Regions from separate parts of the Homo sapiens genome. Here region 1 is linked to region 2. The links are chromatin loops, found by intact Hi-C in ENCODE. Cell type or tissue: HepG2. All regions are shown on one strand. Each heading gives the region's core, and the rest is flanking DNA. Links, peaks and the distances in the headings are about the cores only.

Region 1 (10,923 bases), core at 3,693-8,692, 690 kb after region 2:
TGATAATTTCAAAAGTTTAGCCTCTCCAGGTGGCAAAAAATACCCCTAGAAGTCAGAGATGGATGCCAAAATTATGACATAGAGAAAAGGCTGAATATGTGTTTGTGCAGCTCTTTGCTGAAACCCTGGAAAGCTCAGAGGTCTTGTGTATTCAGCCACATAATGACTCTTCCAAGGGATTAAGAGTGTTCCATGTAGATCTTCTAATCAAACCAGAGAGCCTCTGGGAAGCTTAAAAACACTGGTGTTCAGCACTCCAAGCAGAAGCCAAAGATAGAGAAGAGATTATTAGAGAAAGATTTGTGTGTATAGCTTTTGTCTAATGCAGAGAAACCCAGTGAAAATACACACAAGGCCCACACACTTTAGAAAAAAACATTGTATTAGTGGAAATATTTTAGCAAAACAGATTAGCAGAAAATAAAGATGCCAACTAGGACTAAATGGAATATAGATATTACAAAATGGCAAAAGCAGACTGATAAAATTCCCCAGCTGCAAACACCTGTCACCTTTTGTGAAAAACGGAGCATGACTCTAAGAGCTAAAGCAGGAGCCCAGAAGTTGAAGATGAAAGCCCAGAGCAGCTGAGAGACACAGGTTACCTGGCTTTGAGACCTGGTGGATTTTGCCCAGCTGGGTTTCAAAACAGATTGAAACAAATGACTCCTTTTTACCTTCCATTTCCCCAATTTTGGACTTGAGTTCTATAACTGTTATTCTTTCCACCATTGTGTGTTGGGAGTATTGGAGAAAGATACCTTGTGTCTTTTATTTCACAGGTGTGTAGGTGGAGACAAATTGTGCCCCTGGAGCTGTACTTAATGGGTGACACTCAGAAGCTTTATCTACACCTGATTCAGATAAGTAGATAATGAGTTTTGGGCTTTTGAGCTGGTGAGATTCTGGACTTTATCTAGTGTGATAATGGGATGAGACTGTTGGAAACCTTGGGGAGCAGGTAAATGTTTTCTGCAAGTGAGAGTGAATTATGGGGCCAGAGTTTGTACTCTGGTGGACAGAACTGTAGGTGGCCCTAATGATCTCTGCCCCCATTGCAGCATCCATGATTAGGTTAAGTGATATAGCAAAGAAATCCTGCCTATGTGGTTACGGTCACTAATGAGTTGATGTTAAAATAAAAATATAATCTGGGTGGGCCTAACCTAACCATATGAGCCCTTTAAATATAGAGTTTTACATAGATGGACCTGGAATCATTATCATAAGTGAAATAACTCAGAAACGGAAAGTTAAATACTGCATGTTCTCACTTGTAAGTGGGAACTACACACTGGGTATGCATGGACATATAAAGTGGAATAGCAGATGTTAGAGACTCCAAAAGATGAGGAGATGGGAATGGGGTGAAGGTTAAAAAACTACCTATTTGGTACAATGTTCACTATTTGAGTGACGTGTACGCAAAAGTCCAGATTTCACCATGATGAAATATATCCACATACATGTAACAATACTGCACTTGTACCTCCTAAATCTATTTTTTTAAAGTGGAGTTTTATCTGATTGGTAGAAGAAGAGGAAGTCAGAGAGATTCCAAGTATGAGAAGTATTTGATGAACAATTACTGGCTTTGAAGATAGAGGAGGCCATGGAGCAAAGAATGCAAATGGCCTTAGGAGCTGAGAATGGCCCTTGACTGACAGCTAACAAAGAAATGGAGAAGTCAGTCAAGCAATAGCAAAAAATGGAATTCTCCCATCAACCTGAACAAGCTTAAAAGCAGACTCTTCCTCAGAACCTTGGTTAGAGCCCAGCCCAGCCAAAATTTCAGCCCTGAAAGACCCTAAGTAGAGACCCCAGTTGAGCCCACTTGGACTTCTGACCTACAGAACTGTGAGATAATGAATGGAAGTTGTTTGAAGCCATTAAGTTTATGGTAATTTGTTACACAACAATAGCCAACTAATAGACTCCATAATCCCAACAAACAACCTTAACTTCCATAAACAACTATTTATTGAACACTTACTGTACTTAAGGTATATGAAAGGGACATAAAGAGATAGCAACTATAAAAATGTAATTAGCTAATATTTATGGAGCAGTTCTACAATGTGCCATATAGTCTCCTGATTATGTGTGAATTATCTCATTTAATCTCCACAATCTGTGAAGGATGTAGTAGTTTATTACTAACAAAGGAGTAGAAACATGAAGGGTACGTAGATTGTCTAAGGTTTATTTATAAAACACGACAGACAGTAAGCACAACCAGTATAATTTCCGTATTTTCTGGGGTAGTGCTGATTTAAAATATTCGGTCTTCTTGCCTCCTGATTGCATTTATAATTGTCAAACCACATTCCTGGGTCTGTGGTTCAGAAAATATGGTCATCCTGCTTATAAAATAAAGACATATGTACCATAGGAGCCCTGACTCTCAAGGCAGCCATCTGTGTCCAGTGCAATGGGTCAAACATAGAGTGTTTCTTTAGTAAACACCACAAACTTGCTGTCTGCATGCTTCCTTAGAGGACACAGCGACTAATTGATGGTCAAATGGCATCCTTCAGTGAAGATTGGGATTGGGCAAAACTGGGATAAACACTGGAACCTGTTTTAGTTATCTATTGCTGAGTCATAGGAACCTCAACAAGCCAGTAATGGCTTAAAACTCATGATTTTGTGTGTCTGAAATATTTCAGGGGCTTGTCTGGGGTGGTTCTTCTCTGCTCTGCCTGGCTAGGACTGTCACTTGATGCTGCTCCTTGCTTTTCCCTCTCCACGTGACATCCTCATCCTTCAGGGCCTGTCAGTGGAACCTGGACTACTCACAGGTTGGTGGTCTTCAGATCGCCATACCTCTTTCATGGCGCTTGGCTTTCACAAAGCAGGAAGTGAAAGTTCCCAGACCTGTTAAGGACAACCACGAGTGGAACAGCATTCTCTCTGCTGTGTTCTATTGGACAAAGTGGTCAAAGGGTCTGACCGTCACATTGCAGGAGAATCTGTGGATTGGGAACATATTGTTGGTGTCATCTTTGGAAAATACAGGCCACTGTAGTGTTCCTTGAGAAATGTTATTTCTTCAGTCGCAGGGATATACTCCCGTTCTGAGAGTTAGGAAATAATGGAAATAAACTGAAGAGTAACAATTCAGACACACGTTGATGAGAACAGAGCATTTTCTTCCTGGGTTTCCCATTATATAAACACACAGAGGATCAGGTCATTATGGAGAGTGTGGGCCTACCAACCAGAAGGGTTTTATACCTCTTCTTAACTGCAACAGCTAGTTAGTCATTGCCTGCCAACTACCTCGTATCTGATCTTCCATCAGTTCTGGAGAGTTGCTGGAAATGTTCCCAAGCAACTGTGGTGCTGTTTCTGCAGGTAGAGGAGGGAAGAAAACAAGTAATGACCATTGAATTTTCCCTTTATTTTATATACTTATCACTATCATGCCATGGTTATTCATGCCACCCACAGCAAGTCCACACACATGTAAGGGAGAAGATTTTATGACATTCCTGCAGCCCTCATCACAGGGGGCTTGTCCTGTCCAGTATCTTCATCCTTTTGCATATAAGGACTGCTAACTGGATGAAATAGGCCCTGTTAAACCAGAGATAATTATTCATTTGAGAAAGACTATCATGTCTTCAAGTTATGCCAACATATGCATCAGATGCCAGCAGTTGCGTGATATATTATACTTGGTTCAGATTCAATCTAGATACTCTACATTTATTTCCTTATTTCCTGCCAGGAGACAAGGACTAGTATGATTTTCTGTCATGAGCTTCAGGGGAAGTTTCCATATTAAATGTTGTTATCATTTATATTAATTATTAACATATTAGTACATAATATATCATAGTAATATATTAAAAATATTGGTATATATTATTTTGAAATTACCATTTGAAATTATTTTGAAATGTGCATTAAATTGATGGTTATATGGAGCCAAGGTTCCTTATGCTTTTCTACATTAGTAGGAAGTTTTGGAACCAAATTTTTGGACCTCCTGGGTGTATAACATAGATTATCTCTCACTGTGCTCTGTGATCTTGTGGAGGTTGATGGCCTAAGAAAGAAACAGGATTGGGCTAACAGAAAATACCCTGCTGGAATAGGAAGATGGGGAGCTCACAGGGATGTCCCAGACCTCAGTACTTCTGCATAACAAACACCCAGACTCAGAGGCTTAAAATACAAACAATCATTCATTTTGATTGCGAATCTGCTTCACAGGTCACCCAACCTGTTACTGTCATCTTCTAGAATAATGTGGCATATTCAGGCTTTTTCAGAACCAATTAAAGTTGTCCTGAGGGGTTCAGTAAACATATAGCAGTAGGCTAAAAAGTATTAATCAAGACTGTGCCATGAGAACATCAGGCCAGCGGTTATCATGTAACTTGGATTTCCACACTCGTATTCAGCTTAAAATTATTCATTCAATTTTCCTTTAAGGGCACCTATATTTTAAGGGCCGTGGCTTCTCCTTTCTGGTCTGATAAAATAATAAAATGGTCACCATATTTTAATCTGGGTGCTTCGATGGACCTAGCGGAGGAACCTCCCCATTCCCAGCAGCATTATGATGTGGTATGTGTGAAGCCAAAGGCTGCAGGGGATGCCTGGAGACACGTGTGTGTGTGTGTGTGTGAGTGTGTGTGTGAGATTGTGTGTGTCTGTGGCTCTGCCCAGTGTAATTATTAGCTTGGAAATTACTCTAATCTGGTGAGTGCCAATGCAGTCATTCAATAATAAGTCAGAGAATATTTGGACAGGTTGAGGAGGAAGTTGACTCTGATGTCAAAAAGAGTGTCAAGGAATAGGAAGCCCACAGAGAAAGATGAATGTAGAGAAAAATATTTTTTCAAGCACAAAACAATGAATGATGTAGGAAATACATAAGATTTGTGCTGGGTTAAACGGGTGCAAGAAATAAGAAAGCATATGTTCAGGACCAGACACAAATTATAGGCAACACTGCTTCCCTTCTAGCTTCTACTTTTATATTCCCAATACGGCTTGATAAAAATGAGTTTCTCTTAACAAAGTTAAAGAAAAATTGAATTGTTGATTCCCATTGTGTTTTCCCCATGGCAGTTTAAAATAGATCATCTTCTACTTCCTTTTGTAACTGAAGAAGAAACACAGCTGGATTTGGGACTTGTAAGGGCAGGTTCTGACAGTCAGGACAGTGAGTGGATGAGATGAGATAATTGTTTTCTACACATTCAGACAGAAACCATGTGCCTGTGAATCCACCGTGAAAAAGCCGAGAAGGGAAATCATTTGCTCAACTTAAGTGTGAGACATCTCCCAAGATAAGGTGTTTCCAGTCCCAGAACCCACAGGAACATATAAGTCCCTCTGGAAGAACTGTCACATGGCCAGACCAGAGCAGGCATCATGTAGATTTTTCCAGAATAGCACGCTTAAGGAAAAATCAGTGCTCTTACCTATTAGGGAGGAGAGCTAATAGCAGCAAGGGTTAGTGTGTGCATCGACAGGCCACGTAAATCTGGGCTATGTGTTGGACCACATACATCTTCGTAGTAGAAGATCTTGCCCTATTTGTCCAGTATGTATGACTATCTAGAGAAAGGTTCAGATCTCCGGGGACGGCAGGGAAAGGAACCCTCTGCTGGACCCACAGCTCCTCCTACTGTGAGGTCTAGAGCAGGGCTGCTTGGCCTCACACTGGTAGGTGTGGAGCACGTACGAGCTCTACATCCTCACTCTCCATTCCTCTCTACACTCACATGGCTCCCACATCCGCTGACAAGAACCATCCTTCCAGATGAAACCCCATGTTCTTTTTTTTTTTTTTTTGAGATGGTGTCTCGCTCTGTCACCCAGCCTGGAGTACAGTCGCATGATCTCAGCTCACTGCAATCTCTGCCTCCCGGGTTGAAGTGATTCTCCTCCCTCAGCTTCCCAAGTAGCTGGGATTACAGGCATGCACCACCATGCCTGGCTAAGTTTTGTATTTTTAGTAGAAACGGGGTTTCACCATGTTGCCCTGGCTCGTCTGGAACTCCTGACCTCAGGTGACCCGCTGGCCTCGGCCTCCCAAAGTGCTGGGATTACAGGCGTGAGCCACCGTGCCTGGCCCCCCCATGCTGTTTCTAAAAGGAGGTGTAGCAGTAGTGTTTTCTCTCTTTCTTGATCTTGGATGATTCATTGGCACCCCTTAATGATTGGAACCCAAGGAAGTTCTCTGAGAGCCATTTACTAGACACCAGTATAAATTTTAAACTCAGGAAGGAATTGGCACTTCCAGTTGTATTCAATGTATTCATTGTTGATGCAGGACAGCTATAAATAAATGAGATTCTGGAATTCCTATGAAAATGGGATCTCTAAGAAAGATTCCTAACAACTGGCTTTGGAGACGAGTAAGTGTGTATTTTCACCTTTAAGTCCATGAGCTGCAGGGAGCCACTTCATGGGAGGATTTTGATGACATTTTACTTTGTGCATGCTCATTTTAACTGTATGACATTAAAACAGCAATTACACATATCAAAAGAGAGAACGGATAGCACTGGGGACCAAAAGGCTCACTTTCCCACAAATAGTCCCTTCTTCTGGATTTCATGGGTACCCATTAGTACCAGAATTTCCTGGGTTTGGCTATGGAAAGTTTCAAGTATATATTACATATATATTATAAGATGAGGACAACTTGAAGCCACTACCTGTCGTCAGTGTGTAAGGAGGGAGGTAGTTTTTCTTGGGAGGGTGGAGGTGGGAGGTAGCCCAGGGAAAGGCATGAAGGGCAACAGGCTGGGAGGAGGGAGGAAGTGCAGTCAGCCTTGGAACCTTAGACAGACTGAGTGCTGCATCTGGGCACAGGCGGTCAGCCTGCACTGACTCCTGAAGGCAAAGCAAGGGAGGGGAGAAGCATGTGGCTAAACAGAGAAGGGGAGGATTCTAGCCAGAACACACTGTTTGCTTTTATAAATGCCAGGGGTGGTGCATTGGTAAGCACCCTGCACAGAAGAATGGGGTGGGAGGGCTGGAGGAATACCTGGTCCAGTCCATCCAGGAGTCCTCCCATACCTGCATTCCCTGCCCATGATGCGATTTGATGCTCAGCCTACATCAAATAACACTATGTGCTGAATGGGAAATGAGAGGAAAATACGAGGAGGCCTTATTATTCTTCACAATTTTGCCTATGTCCAATTCCATTCAGCATGATTGCTTTTGGTGCCCAGAGAAGCTGAGTTTCTATCAAAAACATGTATATATAGGTGAGTGTATCTGTGTGTTTGTACATGTATGTATATGTGTGTGTATACATGTATATATAAGTATATGAAGATGGTGGTGTTCCTGCTGGCATCCTATGGCCAACTTGACTTCAGAGTACCCAGGGGAAGGCCTGGCTGGCCGGATGCCCTTGCAGATGTCAGCTCCAGTGTGGACATGGTGCAATGACAGCCAGGGGTGTGGGAGCATCCTGAATGTGTCCCGTGGGAGGGCAGGGCCTCTGAAAGGGTCCTACTCAGGATATGTCTCCTGAAAGCCACCAGGGGGTGGAGAGAGAAGTAGGAGCCCAACAATGGCTCCATCCCTGCTCTGCTTTTGGCGGTTGTATAACATCCCTGAGTCCCAGATTATTTGTCTATCAAAAGGACAAATGAGGTGGCTCATGCCTGTAATCCCATCACTTTGGGAGGCCAAGGTGGGCAGATCATTTGAGGCCAGGAGTTCGAGACCAGCCTGGCCAACATGGTGAAACCCCATCTCTACTAAAAATACAGAAATTAGCCAGGTGTGGTGGTGCATACCTGTAATCCCAGCTACTCAGGAGGCTGAGGCAGAAGAATCTCTTGAACTTGGGAGGTGGAGGTTTCAGTGAGCCAAGATCACACCACTGCACTCCAGCCTGGGCAGCAGAGTAAGACTCCATCTAAAAAAAAAAAGAGATAACAATATCCCCTTTGCAGAATGGTGATGGGCATCAGACATGACATATGTAACATGTCCCATGCACGGAAGGGTGCTCCATGACTGCAAACCTGGATGATGATGACAACGACGATGGAGATGACTAAGACTGTATTTAAAAATGGTATGAATAATTTTAAATTATTAAATTAAAGAGTCATAAGAAAGATAAATCATGGGCCTTCCTCAACTTTCCCCTACTCTTGAAAAATGAAAAAACAAAGGAGCCACAGACAAGCAATACAGTCTCATTGTAAAGATCCAAGCCACAGACCAGGAAACAGAATAAAAATTCACTTTTTGGAAATGGTTCTGGCTATGAAGCCTTCAAGTATTTTCTTCTGCCTTAATAAACCTGTACATGTGCATATACTTGGATCATTTTTTACATGTATTAGATCACATAGTACATAATGTTTTATACTTATCTTTTTAAAAATATAGCTTGGAGATTGTTTTCCATGTTAGTCTGTAGCCTCTTCCTTATTATTTTAAAGAGCTGAATAATATTGGATCATATGAGTATATCATATTTTACGTAACCATTTTCTTCTTGATGAACATTTGAGTTATTTTCAAGTTTTCAATACCACAATGTTTGTGTTTCAGTATTTTTGTAGATATACAAAGCTAGAAGTATCAGTGGGTCACTGATATGCATATTGACAGTGCAGGCTTTACTTTTCTATACTCCTGCAGACAAAATATATGACAGTGCTTCAAACTCTTGCCGACAGTGTTTATTTTCAACTTTAAAAACTTTCTTTGTTGGCCGGGTGTGGTTGGCTCACGCCTGCAATCCCAACACTTTGGTAGGCCAAGGCAGGTGGATCACATGAGGTCAGGGGTTCAAGATCAGCCTGGCCAACGTGGTGAAACCCCAATTCTACTAAAAATACAAAAATTAGCCAGATGTGGTGGTGCACACCTGTAAGCCCAGCTACTCGGGAGGCTGAGGCAGGAGAATTACTTGAACCCAGGAGGCGGAGGTTGAGGTGAGCCAAGATTATGCCATTGCACTCCAGCCTGGGCAACAGAGTGAGACTCTGTCTCAAAAAAAAAAAAAATTTTTTTTTCTTTGTCAGTTGATGGTCTTTGATTTGCAATTCATTGAGGATGAGCAAGATTGAACGTTGAAAGACACACACTGGCCACTGGTATTTCTCCCTTTTGGTGACACTTGTTCATTTCCTTTGCAGTTTTCTAGGAGTTATCTTACATTTACTGATTAGTCAGAGTTCAGAAAATATCTATGGGTATAAACGCTTTCTTTTGAAACCAACATTTATCTTTTTAATTTTTCTGTTTTTCATTGTGCAGATGGTTTCAAACTTTATGTGGTTAAATTAGTCAGTTTTTCCATTTATGGCTTCTGGGTTTTACACTTTCCTTAGGAAAGCCTTTCCTATGTTCTATATATTTTCTTCTTCTTCTTTTCTTTTTTTTTTTTCAAGTTTTAATGTAATTCATAGTGAGGGCTGTTAAAATGCCCACTGTTATTTAAGCACATTTTCTGTTTCTGGGCTTTTAAACTCTATTCAGTTGATTTATTTTCCTTTTCTTGTTTTCTTTCTTTCTTTCTTTCTTTTTTTCTTTTTTTTTTTTTGAGACAAGAGTCTCACCCTGTTGCCCAGGCTGGAGTGCAGTGGTGCGATCTCGGCTCACTGCAAGCTCTGCCTCCTGAGTAGCTGGGACTACAGGCGCCCGCCACCGCGCCTGGCTAATTTTTTGTATTTTTAGTAGAGACGGGGTTTCACTGTGTTAGCCAGGATAGTCTTGATCTCCTGACCTCGTAATCCGCCCGCCTCGGCCTCCCAAAGTGCTGGGATTACAGGCGTGAGCCACCGCACCCGGCCTTATTTTCCTTTTCTATGTCAAAATCCCCTCTTTTAATTATCATGGCTGTATAATATGCTTTCATAGCTTTCATATGCTTCATGTCTGTGAAGATCCCCTTCAGAGAAATTTCTACTTGGCCATTGTACTTTTTTCTTCCCATATGTACTTTAGAATTAGCTTGCCAAATTCCATTTAAAACCTGGATGACAAATATCTCAGGTATTCATCAGCAGTTGAATGGATAATGAGACTGGTTGATTTATACAGTGGAGTCTTACACAGGAATTAAAAAGGATTGAAGTATGGATACATGCAACTGCTTGGCTGAATCTTAAAATAATTATGCTAGGGGAAAGAAATCTGACACAAAAGAGCACAGACTGTAAGATCCCATTTGTATGAACTTCTAGAGGAGGCGAAGATAACCATGGTGGGAAAACATCAGAAAAGCGGTAGCCTCAAAGCCGGCTTGGGGATTGACTGGCAGGCACATGACAGCGCTTTCTGGTGACGTTAATGTTTCCTACGTGACACCAATTTGTGTCACCCAGGAATATCCATCTCAGGTCTTAGGAAATGTTCACTTAGGACTTGTGCATTTGACTGCATGTAAATTTTCCCTTAAAAACTGTAAACAAATATTGACTCTAGTTAATGGGATGTATATGAAGCATTTAGGGGTAAAGTGTACTGATGCCTGCAACTTTAATATGGACTAAAATGATGAATTGATGGGTGGATAGAGAGATGGATAAACAGAGAGTTTGTGATAAAGTAAATATGGTTAAATGGTAATAGCAGAGTCTAGGTGGCAGTATATGTGTACTCACTGAAATTCAACTTTTTTGTGTTTAAATTTTTCATAAAATATTGCAGAAAATCATGTTGAGATTTTGATCATAATTTACAGATTCAGTTGGAGGAGAATTGGCATCTTTACAATATGGATTCTTCACTAGGATAGATGTTTGTGTGTCTCCATATAATCAGGAATCCTTTTTCTGCCTTAAAAATTTTTTTTCTAGTAGGTTTTGCACATTTCTTTTTGGTATCTTATGGTTTTGTTTCTACTGTGAATAGAATTTTTTCCTTACATTTTCTGCGTGATTATTGCTGTGCAGAGAAGAGCTTGATTTTTATTTG
Region 2 (10,923 bases), core at 3,993-8,992:
ACTCCGACCCCCAGAACCTGAGAGATGATACATGCGTGTTGTTTGAAGCAGCAATAATGTTTGAAGTAATTGTTATGTAGCAATAGAAAACTAATACATTGACTTACAGATGATTTCTGAAAGTCATTTTCCTGGCTAATGCATACGATGGTTGGAATGTTCCAACCAATTCCACCGGGTTTGTTTTATCCAGATAAGAAATAGATAATGTTTATATTAACTCTTTCCCAGGGCCTATTACATTAACTTGTAGTTGAATGCTCACCCGCGGTTCTAAAACATGCGCTAGTTCCTACTTTCCCCTGCCTGTTTTATTTGTTCTCAAAGTCAGATGACTTGAGCTTGCAGCTCCAGCAGGGAAGGGTCCTTGTCTTTCCAGGTCACTGCTGTATCCCCCAATAACCAGCGAGGGCTGGGTACACAGCAGGTTCAAGAGATATTGGTTAAATAACTAGGTACATGAACAAATGGTTGTCATCACATTCTTAATAGTGTTATAATTCTCTGTCTCAGACTCTGGGGTAAGCGTTTTATGTACATTATCTCTCTCAATCACTACAACAGCCGTGCTGGATAAGTGGGACCAGTCTCCGCGGACAAGTGGAGACCTCGGGTTCCCAGAGTTTAGCGATCATCAGAGATCAAACGGAGATTCAGTGGCAGCACTGGAGATCGGACCGATTCTATTTAAAACACTTGTCTATTTAAGTATATTTAAGAACACACACACACATAAATATATATATACACACATATACATGCACGCAATATATACAGCATATATTTCTGTATAAATACATATATTTGTACTATACATTTATAAATAAAATTTTATTTTGGTAAATAAAATTATATATAAATTTAGCAAAAGGACTGAAATTCTCCGTCTACACTGATCTCTCTCGAGGGAGTGCAGTTTGGCAGCCCGGCTGCCCGAGGCTGTTTCCTGCCTGTGGGGTCCGTGCGGCGCCTCCGCGGGCTGTAGATGGCGCTCGAGTCCTGGCAGCGCCCGCTCCTCTGCGCCTTGGCAGCGCCTGTGTTGACTCCCGGCGCCCTTGGCTGGTGGGAGAGCGTATTTTCTCACAATTAATACAGATGGGTGGCCCCATTATGGGCGCTTCTTCATCTGTGAATTATTTCGTGTGAAGAGAAGTGCTTGCGCATGCTTAATTTCTAACCGCGATTCGGGGCCTCTGTGCCAGCCCCCGGGAGGGAAGTGGGAAAAGCTGGGGGGCTTCTAGGGATCCTGCTCGTGCCTGGAGAGCCGGGCGCCGGGGAAGGAGCGCGTGTGCGGAAGCCTCCTCTGAGCCTCTAAAGGACTCATGTCATCTCGGTAATCTCACAATATCCTTATGAAGGAGGCACGGTTATTAGACCCTTCGAAAAGAGGAAATGGCCTAGAAAAACTATTCTAAAGAATTGAACTGGAATAAAACTATTCTAAAGAAAGGGAATGGCGTGAGGCTGCTCCCGCCAGAGTCCGAGGCTAGCCCATCTCCACCTCGGGCACTAAAGGAGCGAAGAGAGCAGAGATCCCCTGCGTTTCTTCAGCAGTTAGTGCTTGTTCCTTTTTATCGTCAACAAGAAGGACCAGCAAAGCCATGGCGACATGCTGGCATCTCGTTTTGCAGGGTGTGACCCAAGGAACTGCGTGCTGTGGCCGTGGCACAGACGTCCCCAGTCCCCAGCCCCGGCCAGGTCCCCTCCTGCTGGGGTGGGGTGGGGCGGCAAGCAGTGGGGGCGGCCCATCCGCAGCCTCCCAGTGAGTGCTGGTGCCTTGGAGGGGGCCACGTGATATGTTGAGTGGGTGTCGGGGGGAAGGTGGGGGAAATGGTGTCACAGAGGTCTTTGATGTTGTAAATAATTTCTATGCCATCTTAAAGAGCCAACTGTGGAAAAATATTAGTCGAAACGGGATCCAACTAAACATGATAGGCCAACAAGGTGTGAAATGTGAGGTGTTGTATTTTACGTCGAGGCCAGCGTGAACAGATTTTAAGTCTGGTTTCTGTAGGGCTCCATGGCAAGGGGGCTGGTGGGGCACCAAAGACAGACATTTCCTGCAAGGCTGAGGGCGCCGGCCTGCCTTTCCCAGTGCTTCCAGTTCACTGCCGTTTGGCTGCCAGGAAGGCTAATGTCTGACACGCCCTCTTTTGGCATCAAATAACCAAAACTAGTCAGTTCTAGTAAATTTAGAAATTTACCAAGAGCTGGAGTCCCCTTTTCATTAAATCCATATGCTTACTGGAAGCTAACGGGGGTCATAATACAATATATTGAATGAGACAAACACTATGAAAAGAATTACACTAATTTTTGTTGTAGTAAAATCACAAACTTTCATTTGCATGATGAAAAAATACATATTGAGGCAGAACTCTACGATTGGCATGTTAGGTATGAAATTAAAGGCCTGGGAGCATGAAATCGTCCTTTAGTATCTGGGGCTGATAAGATTTTTAATCACTTTTATATGAGACCACAGATTATTTATAATCGACTCACTTAAATAGTCTAACTGATATGGTTGAGGTAACTTTAAAACATTTTTTGCTGAATGACTCACCCAGGAAGCTTTGAATCTGGAAGATTCTGCCTCTAACAGACTTCCAACCACTTCTCTAGAACCGGTGGCTTACCATTCCCTTCTCCCAGAGCCTATCCAGATGTTAACACACGACGACGCAGAAACCAGCACGCATTTATCCAGCATGCTGAAGGTAAGGACTGTGTTACCAGGATTCAGTTCAGACTTAGAAAGTGCTCAGTCTGGCCGGGCACGGTGGCACATGCCTGTAATCCCAGCACTTTGGGAGGCTGAGGCGGGCAGATCACAAGGTCAAGAGATCGAGACCATCCTGGCTAACATGATGAAACCCTGTCTTACTAAAAATACAAAAAAATTAGCTGGGTGTGGTGGTGTGTGCCTGTAGTCCGAGCTACTTGGGAGGCTGAAGCAGGAGAATTGCTTGAACCTGGGAGGTGGAGGTTGCAGTGAGTCAAGATTGTGCCACTGCACTCTAGCCTGGCGACAGAGCGAGACTCCGTCTACAAAAAAAAAAAAAAAAAAAAAAAAAAAAGAAGAAAAGAAAAGAAAGTGCTCAGTCTGTGTGGGTGGATTAAAATTGGAGATGAGTTTCATAAGGTAGCCCGAAGGATCAATCGACCTCATTTCATTCTACTCCTATGCCTCAAGAGATCCTTCCTGCATGCTTATTAGGGTATGAGAAGAAATTACTTACTTATTAAAATTCAAGAGTGGGACAGTAAAAAGAGAGTAGAGTGTTTAAAACCTTTTATTCCTTTGCTTTTCTGGAAGCAAACAGAGACTTATAGGCTATTGTTTTGCTGTTTGTCAAATATTTTGTAGGTGTGAAATTAATAATGAGTCAGGCAACTGTGCGAGATGCTGAGGATACAGCAATCAAATGCAGGGACGGTATCTTCTGGAGCTTCCAGCCTCACAGGAGGACAGTCAATCAAACGAGCACAGAGAGGGGGAAATTTAGTGACACAGAGTGCCTTCCCTAGACAGAGGTTTTTTGAGGAACAACATCCTTATTGCACAAATATTGCAGTGGTGTTGACGGAGTCCCTCCCTTTCTTCTCTCAGCCCTACATTCTATTCAGGTGCGTGGAGAATCCTGGGAATCTGCACACAGGTGCTGGGCAACACCTGGACCAAGAAACTTTTTGGGGTCTAGGGAAGCACAGGAGGTAGACCAGTAGTCTGGAGTTAGAACCACGTTTCCTGAAAAGGAGCAGAAGTTATCTAGACAGAAAGTGGGAAGTGCCTGCTGCAGGACTGGGGCTGTCCCAGGCAAAGGTTCCTCCTCGGTGCAAGCAGGAAAGGCATTGGAAGACCTGAAAGAAAATGAGTATGTCTGGAATGCAGTACCCAGAAAGGGTAGCCTGGGGAAAGAGGCAGGGAGACTGAGAAGGCCTTGATGAGAACCAGAGCCAGGAGGTGGACATAATTTACCCTCAGCCAAGGGAAGAGTCATCAAAGGGGTTGAAGCACAAGAATGACACGGCCACACCTGTGTCAGGATGAATCAGGTGGGGTATGGAGAATATATTCTCTGTGAAAACATCCAGGAAAATGCCACTGTCATGTCTCAGGTCTGTCTTATCTTAGGTTACCCAAATGACTTGCTTTATATTTTTGCTTTGTCTTGTCTTTGTTTGTAACTTAAATCCATTAAAACAGTTGCAGCCGCTGCATCACTAGGTGGTATAACCACATGCAGTATCATGTCAGGGCCACAGTAACAGAGGCCCACAGGCCGAGTACCTTAAACAGCAGAAATCTAGTTTCTCACAGTCCTGGGGGCTGGAAGTCTGAGATCAAGCTATTGGCAGGGTTGGTTTCTTCTGGGGTCTCTCTCCTTGGGTTCTAGATGGCTGTCTTCTCCGTGTCTTCATATTGCAGTCCCTCTTTACCAATTTGTGTCCTAATTTCTTCTTATAAGGACATCAGTCATATGGGATTAGGGCCCACCCAAATGGCCTCATTGAAGCTTAATTACCTCTCTGCGGACCCTCCCTCCTCATACAGTCACAGTCTGGGGTATTGGAGATTAGGACTTCAACATATGAATTTTGGGGTGTTGTGGGGAGATGCAGTTTATCCCATAACACTCTACTTAAGTAAAATGCTTTTTCCAAAATGTTGCTGCAGAAGAATTTTGAAGCAAAGGAGCCAACAAATTTTCTCTTGAAACTCTGGGAGCTCAAGCAGTCCAATTTAATTAAATTCATTTACTACTAAGTAAATGCCTGTGCACACAATGTACTCCTCTAGAGAAAAGCCTATTGTCACTGCATCTATATAATTGAATCACAAAAGATGCCTCCCTTGCCTCCCCCCACGCCATCAAGTCCTTTCATCTGTTTCCAATAAGGGAAAAAAGAGAACTCTTCTGGGCATGTTTACATTTTATCTTTAAACAAAACTAAATGGAATTTGACATGGTAAAGCCAGGCCATGTTACATATCAATGTGAAATGAAACGTTTCTCGGGCCAGGTGTTGCCCAGCACCTGTGTGCAGGTTCCCAGGATTCTCCACGCACCTGAATAGAATGTGGGGCCCAGAGAGGAAAGGGAGGGACTCAGTCAGCACCACTGCAATATTTGTGCAAGAAGATGTTTCTTAAAAAACCTTTAGTGCCTTTTATTGACTTTAAAAGTCACAGTTTTCCTTAAATACTTCTTTTTCCCAATTTCACTGTAACTTACATCATATTCTCTTACATAAAAATTACTCTCCAGACTGAAATTCTTCATTCTGACATCTGTCCAAAAATGTTTCTTCTGCAACTTGCAGTCGTAACTACTTGTTTTAATACCACCACCTCCTTCTTCCTGCTGTCACGTTCTTGCAGAAAAGGCAAGTGAAAAGAAAACATTCCTCCTGGGATCCCAGGAAATGCAGTATAAATCTCTGTCGAGTGATTTGCCATATTTATGTAACCAGTAGAAAACAAACACAGACATGTACTACAATCAGGAAGCTCCAGTTTGCTCTATTTTTAAAAACCTTGGTCTGCTTTCTTCAGAAAGAGAGTCAGCTGAAGTCAGAGTTTATAGATTCCTTATCAGCAAGGCCATCCCCTACAATGATCAGCCTAAAGTCCTCCCATTCAAAAAGTTAGGGGACAAAAACTAGACCATATGCCCAAGTTAGCATAGTCCATATTTTCAGGAGTTCATAGCCCTATCCTATAGTGCAAAAGTGGGAATGACAGAATTTAGTGTTATAGCTAGAGTAGCGTGGTGTGACAGGAAAAAAAAAATCGCTGACAAAGAATGACATTTTGAAGCAGAACTTTATAATGAACTTGTTATGTACGAAGTGGAAGGCCTATGTCTTGAAATCTTCATTAAGTATCCAGGGCTGATGTTTCCCTGAGATTTTCAATCTCTCTGATATGAGACCAGAGATTATTTGCAATTTAGTTATTGAATATTCTAAATTACTGGGTCATAGAGTCACTTTACATTTACTGTAACCCCAATGGGAATTTTGAGAGAGATCAGCAATTTTATTCTAGACATTTTCTGGAAGAACAAAAAAAATAGCTAATATATAATGGTTTAGAAAAATAAAGAAAAATGGAGATTTCTTTTCCTTACCAGAAGCAAAACATACTCTAGAGACTTCTACTTCTGGGGAAATGAAGTAGATGCACATTTACTTAGTCCCACCAATAGGTATAACTAAAAACCCTGGAGATTGTATATAAGATAAACATCAGAATACTTCGATTGGCAGACAGAAGAAAGCAGACTGTTTAGGGGCTTTGGGACCCAAGGAAGACTTGGTGATGAGTTCTCTGGGCTTTCTTTTGCCTCTTATGTCTTAGACTGGATACTGGAGAAGCCAGCAGTCTGTAAACACCAATGTGCCCTGGACAAAAAAAGTTCCAAAAAAAGATCTGCTTCCCCTAGACAGAGGATCAGCAAAGGGGCAGCCTAGCAAGACAGAAAACTTTCAGACAATAACTACTGCATTCAAACCAAATGACACAGAAAAAACTATGGCAGGACTCCAGCACTTACATGTGGCTGAGTGGGGACCCTTGATTTTCACTCCTGACAGGCCAACAGGGAGCCCCAGCTCCCCGCTGGGTGGCAGCAAGCCACCTTGTGTCTGGTGGCATCAGTGGATATCACATGGGGAGCCTGTGCTTCCAACCTGACTCACATATAACAAGGTTCCTCCTTCTTTCAAAGGTGGTGTCCCAAGAGGCTTAGTAGAAAGTCAAGACCTTCTCTATCCATCAGTAGGAGAAAGGCCCCACCCCCAGCTGCCTGAAAGAATGGCTAAATTCCAAGTTCAGAAACACCTGAAGCCTAAAGAATATGCTCCCAAATAATCCATAGGTCAAAGAGAGAGTCTCAAGAGAAATAAAAAAATACTGACCTAAATGAAAAGGAAAACACATCTTATCAAAATGTGTGGGACACAGCTAAAATAATGCTGAGAGAGAAATTTATAGCAATAAATGTTTACATAAGAAAAAAGTAAAATTCTCAGCCAGGCGCGGTGGCTCACGCCTGTAATCCCAGCACTTTGGGAGGCTGAGGCAGGGGGATCACAATGTCAGGAGGTTGAGACAAGTCTGGCCAATACGGTGAAACCCCGTCTCTACTAAAAATACAAAAATTAGCCAGGCATGTTGGCATGAGCCTGTAATCCCAGCTACTTGGGAGGCTGAGGCAGGAGAATTACTAGAATCCAGGAGGTGGGGGTTGCAGTGAGCCGAGATCATGCCACTGCACTCCAGCCTGGGTGACAGAGCGAGACTCTGTCTCGGAAAAAAAAAAAAAAAAAGAAAAAAGTAAAATTCTCAAATGAGTAATTTAAGCTCTCACTACAAGAAACTAGAGAAAGAAGAGCAAAATAAATCTATAGCAAGCAGAAGGAAAAAAATAATAAAAGATAAGAGCAGGAATCAGTGAAATCATGAGCAGAAAAACAGTAGAGAAAACCAATGAAACAAAAAGTCTGGTTCTCAGGAAAGATCAATAGAATTGACAAATCTCTAGTAAGACTAATAAAAAAGAGAGAAGACTCAAAAGTTGATATCAGAAATGAAACAGAAGATATGATGATAGATCCTGTAAACATCAGAAGGACAATAAATGAATACTATGAACAACTGTACATACATAAATTTGACAACTTAGGTGAAATGAACCAATTTCTCAAAAAGTACACTGCCACAATTAACCTAACATGAAATAGATAATTTAAATATCCGTTTGAAATTAAGACAGTTGAATTTGTAATTTAAAACTCCTCCAAAAGTAATCTCTAGGCCCAGATGATTTCACTGGAGAATTTTACCAACTGTTTAAAAAAGAATTATCACCAATTCTACAAAAATCTTCAAGAAAATAAAAAGGAAGGAAATACGTTCAACTCATTTTATGAAGCCAGTATTACCCTAATACCAAAATCAGACAAAGACAGTAAACAAACAAACAAACAAACATAGACCAATATCCTCATGAAGATGCAAAAATTCTTAACAAAAAATTAGCAAATACAATTCACTGCTGTATAAGAATAATTATATACCATATTCAAGGTATGCAAGGCTGGTTCAATATTTTAAAAATCAATCAATGTAATCCACTATATTTATAGGCTAAAGAAGAAAAATCACACGATCATATCAATTCATGAAGAAAAGCATTTGAATAGTTTAACACTTGTTTATGATACAAAATTCTCAGAAAACTAAGAGTAGAGGGGAACTTCAACTTGATAGAGAATATGTACAAAAAACTGTACAGCTAAAATCATACATAATGGAGAAAATTGGAATGGTTTTCTACTATGACTGGGAACAAGGCAAGAATATCCACACTGTCATTGCTCTATTCAGCAAAGTGCTGGAAGTTCTAGGCACTGTAAGAAGCAAGAAAAGGAAACACAAGTCACGTAGACACTAAAGAAAGATATAAAACTGCTTCTACTTGCAGATGACATGATGATCTATGTAGAAAGTCCCAAGGAAAATACAAAACCAAAAAACCCAAACTCTTGGAACTAATAAATGAGTTTAACAACTCATTTATAAGCAGGATATAAGGGCAACTGTAAAAAAAAGTCAGTTTTATTTCTATATGTTAGCAAGGAACATGTGTAAAACAAAATTTAAAATACAATGCCAGTTACAATCACTCAGAGAATAATGAAATACTTGGGCATAAATTGAAGAAAACATGTATGGGACATGTATGCTAAAAACTACAAAGTACTGGTTGAAAATCTAAATTAATGGAGACCGAATTTGGGTTCATGGATTGGAAGACTCAACATAGTGAGAATGTCTATTCTTTCCAAATTAGCAGACAGGGTTAGCACCATTCCTATCAAATCCTAGGAAGATTTTTTAAATAGATATAGACAAGACCATTCTAAAAATCTATATGAAAAACAAAGGAACTAGAATAACTAAAATAATTCGGGAATAAAAGAAAAAAGTGGAAGCAATCACTTTACCCAATTTCAAGACTTACTATGTGGTTACAATAATTGGTACTGTGGTGCTGGCAGAGGGATAGACATATAGGTCACCGGAACAGAATAGTGGACTCGCAGGTAGTTTCACAAGTACGGCCAATTGATTTTTGACAGAGTTGCAAAAATAATTTGATGGAGAAAGGATAGGCTTTTCAACAGATACTGCTGGAGCCATTGGATATCCACAGACAAGAATGGAATGGAATAGAATAGAATAGAATAGAATAGAATAGAATAGAATAGAATAGAAGTAGAATAGACATAAACCTCACACCTAATGCAGAGGTTTACTCAAAATGGATCATAGATTTAAAAATAAACCATAAAGCTTTTAGAAAAAAAAAAAGGAAGAAAATATTTGGGTCCTAGGGCTTGGTAAAGAGTTTTCAGTCATGCCATCAAAACACATTCCATATAACCAGCTTAGCGAGGAACCTAAATGAGCTGAAAATCACAGCACGAGAACTTCATGAAGCACACACAAGTATCAATAGCTGAATCAACCAAGTGGAAGAAAGAATATCAGAGTTTGAAGACCATCTTGCTGAAATAAGGCAGGCAGACAAGATTAGAGAAAAAGGAATGAAAAGGAATGAATGAAACCTCCGAGAATTATGGGACAATGTAAAAAGACTGAAGCTATTATTAATCGGAATACCTGAAAAAGAAACAGGGAGAATGGAACCAAGTTGGAAAACACACTTCAGGATATTACCCAGGAGAACCTCCCAACCTAGCAAGATAGGCCAACATTGAAATTCAGGAAATACAGAGAACATCATTAAGATACTCCACGAGAAGATCAACCCCAAGACACATAATTGTCAGATTCTCCAAAGTCAAAATCAAGGAAAAAATCTTAAGGGCAGCCAGAAAGAAAGGCAGGCCACCTACAAAGGGAAGCCCATCAGATTAACAGTGGATCGCTCAATAGAAACCCTACAAGCCAGAAGAGAGTGGGGGCCAATATTCAACATTCTGAAAGAAAAAAATTTTCAACCTAGAACTTCATATCCAACCAAACTAAGCTTCATAAGCGAAGGAGAAATAAAATCATTTTCAGAAAAGCAAATGCTGAGGGATTTCATCACCCCAGGCCTGCCTTGCAAGAGCTCCTGAAGGAAGCACTAAATATGGAAAGGTAAAACCAGTACCAGCCACTGCAAAAACACCAAAATATAAAGACCAATGACACTATGAAGAAACTGCACCAACTAGTGGGCAAAATAACCAGCTAGCATCATGACGACAGGATCAAACTCACACGTAACAATACTAACCTTAAATGTAAATAGGCTAAAAGCCCCAATTAAAAGACACAGACTGGCAAATTGGATACAGTCAAGACCCACTGGTGTGCTGTATTCAGGAGACACATCTCACATGCAAAGACACACATAGGCTCAAAATAAAGAGATGGAGGAAAATTTACCAAGCAAATGGAAAGCAAAAAAATAAAAAGAAAGAAAAAAAAAGGCAGGGGTTGCAATTTTAGTCTCTGACAAAACAGACTTTAAACCAACAAAGATCAAAAAAGACAAAGAAGGGTATTGCATAATGGTAAAGGGATCAATTCAACAAGAAGAGCTAACTATGCTAAATATATATGCACCCACTACAGGAGCACCCAGATTCATAAAACAAGTTCTCAGAGACCTACAAAGAGACTTAGACTCCCACACAATAATAGTGGGAAACTTTAACACCCACTGTCAATATCAGACAGACCAACGAGACAGAAAATTAATAAGGATATTCAGAACTTGAACTCAGCTCTGGATCAAGTTGGACCTAATAGACGTCTACAGAACTCTCCACCCCAAATCAACAGAATATACATTCTTCTCAGTGCCACATGTCACTTACTCTAAAATTGACCACATA

Evidence for each region. A loop is a pair of places that touch in the nucleus more often than their neighbours do. Peaks named below come from ENCODE experiments on the same cell type or tissue, not always from the same donor. Only the 100,000 strongest peaks of a DNase experiment are listed, where the experiment ranks them.
Region 1: it touches region 2 in a loop (6-fold over the local background); 3 of 110 quality-filtered maps call a loop at or near these places.

Annotation. Positions count from the first base shown.
Region 1 is chr9:90,980,128-90,991,050 of GRCh38, reverse strand. No RefSeq gene overlaps it. Among named protein-coding and RNA genes, the nearest start is that of LINC02957, 11 kb to the left of the region's middle. In HepG2, for the core only: a CTCF peak has its summit at 5,644; a DNase peak (open chromatin) is centred at 5,640.
Region 2 is chr9:91,671,970-91,682,892 of GRCh38, reverse strand. No RefSeq gene overlaps it. Among named protein-coding and RNA genes, the nearest start is that of MIR3910-2, 41 kb to the right of the region's middle. In HepG2, for the core only: a CTCF peak has its summit at 6,639 (motif pointing right); no DNase peak of the experiment used is centred there.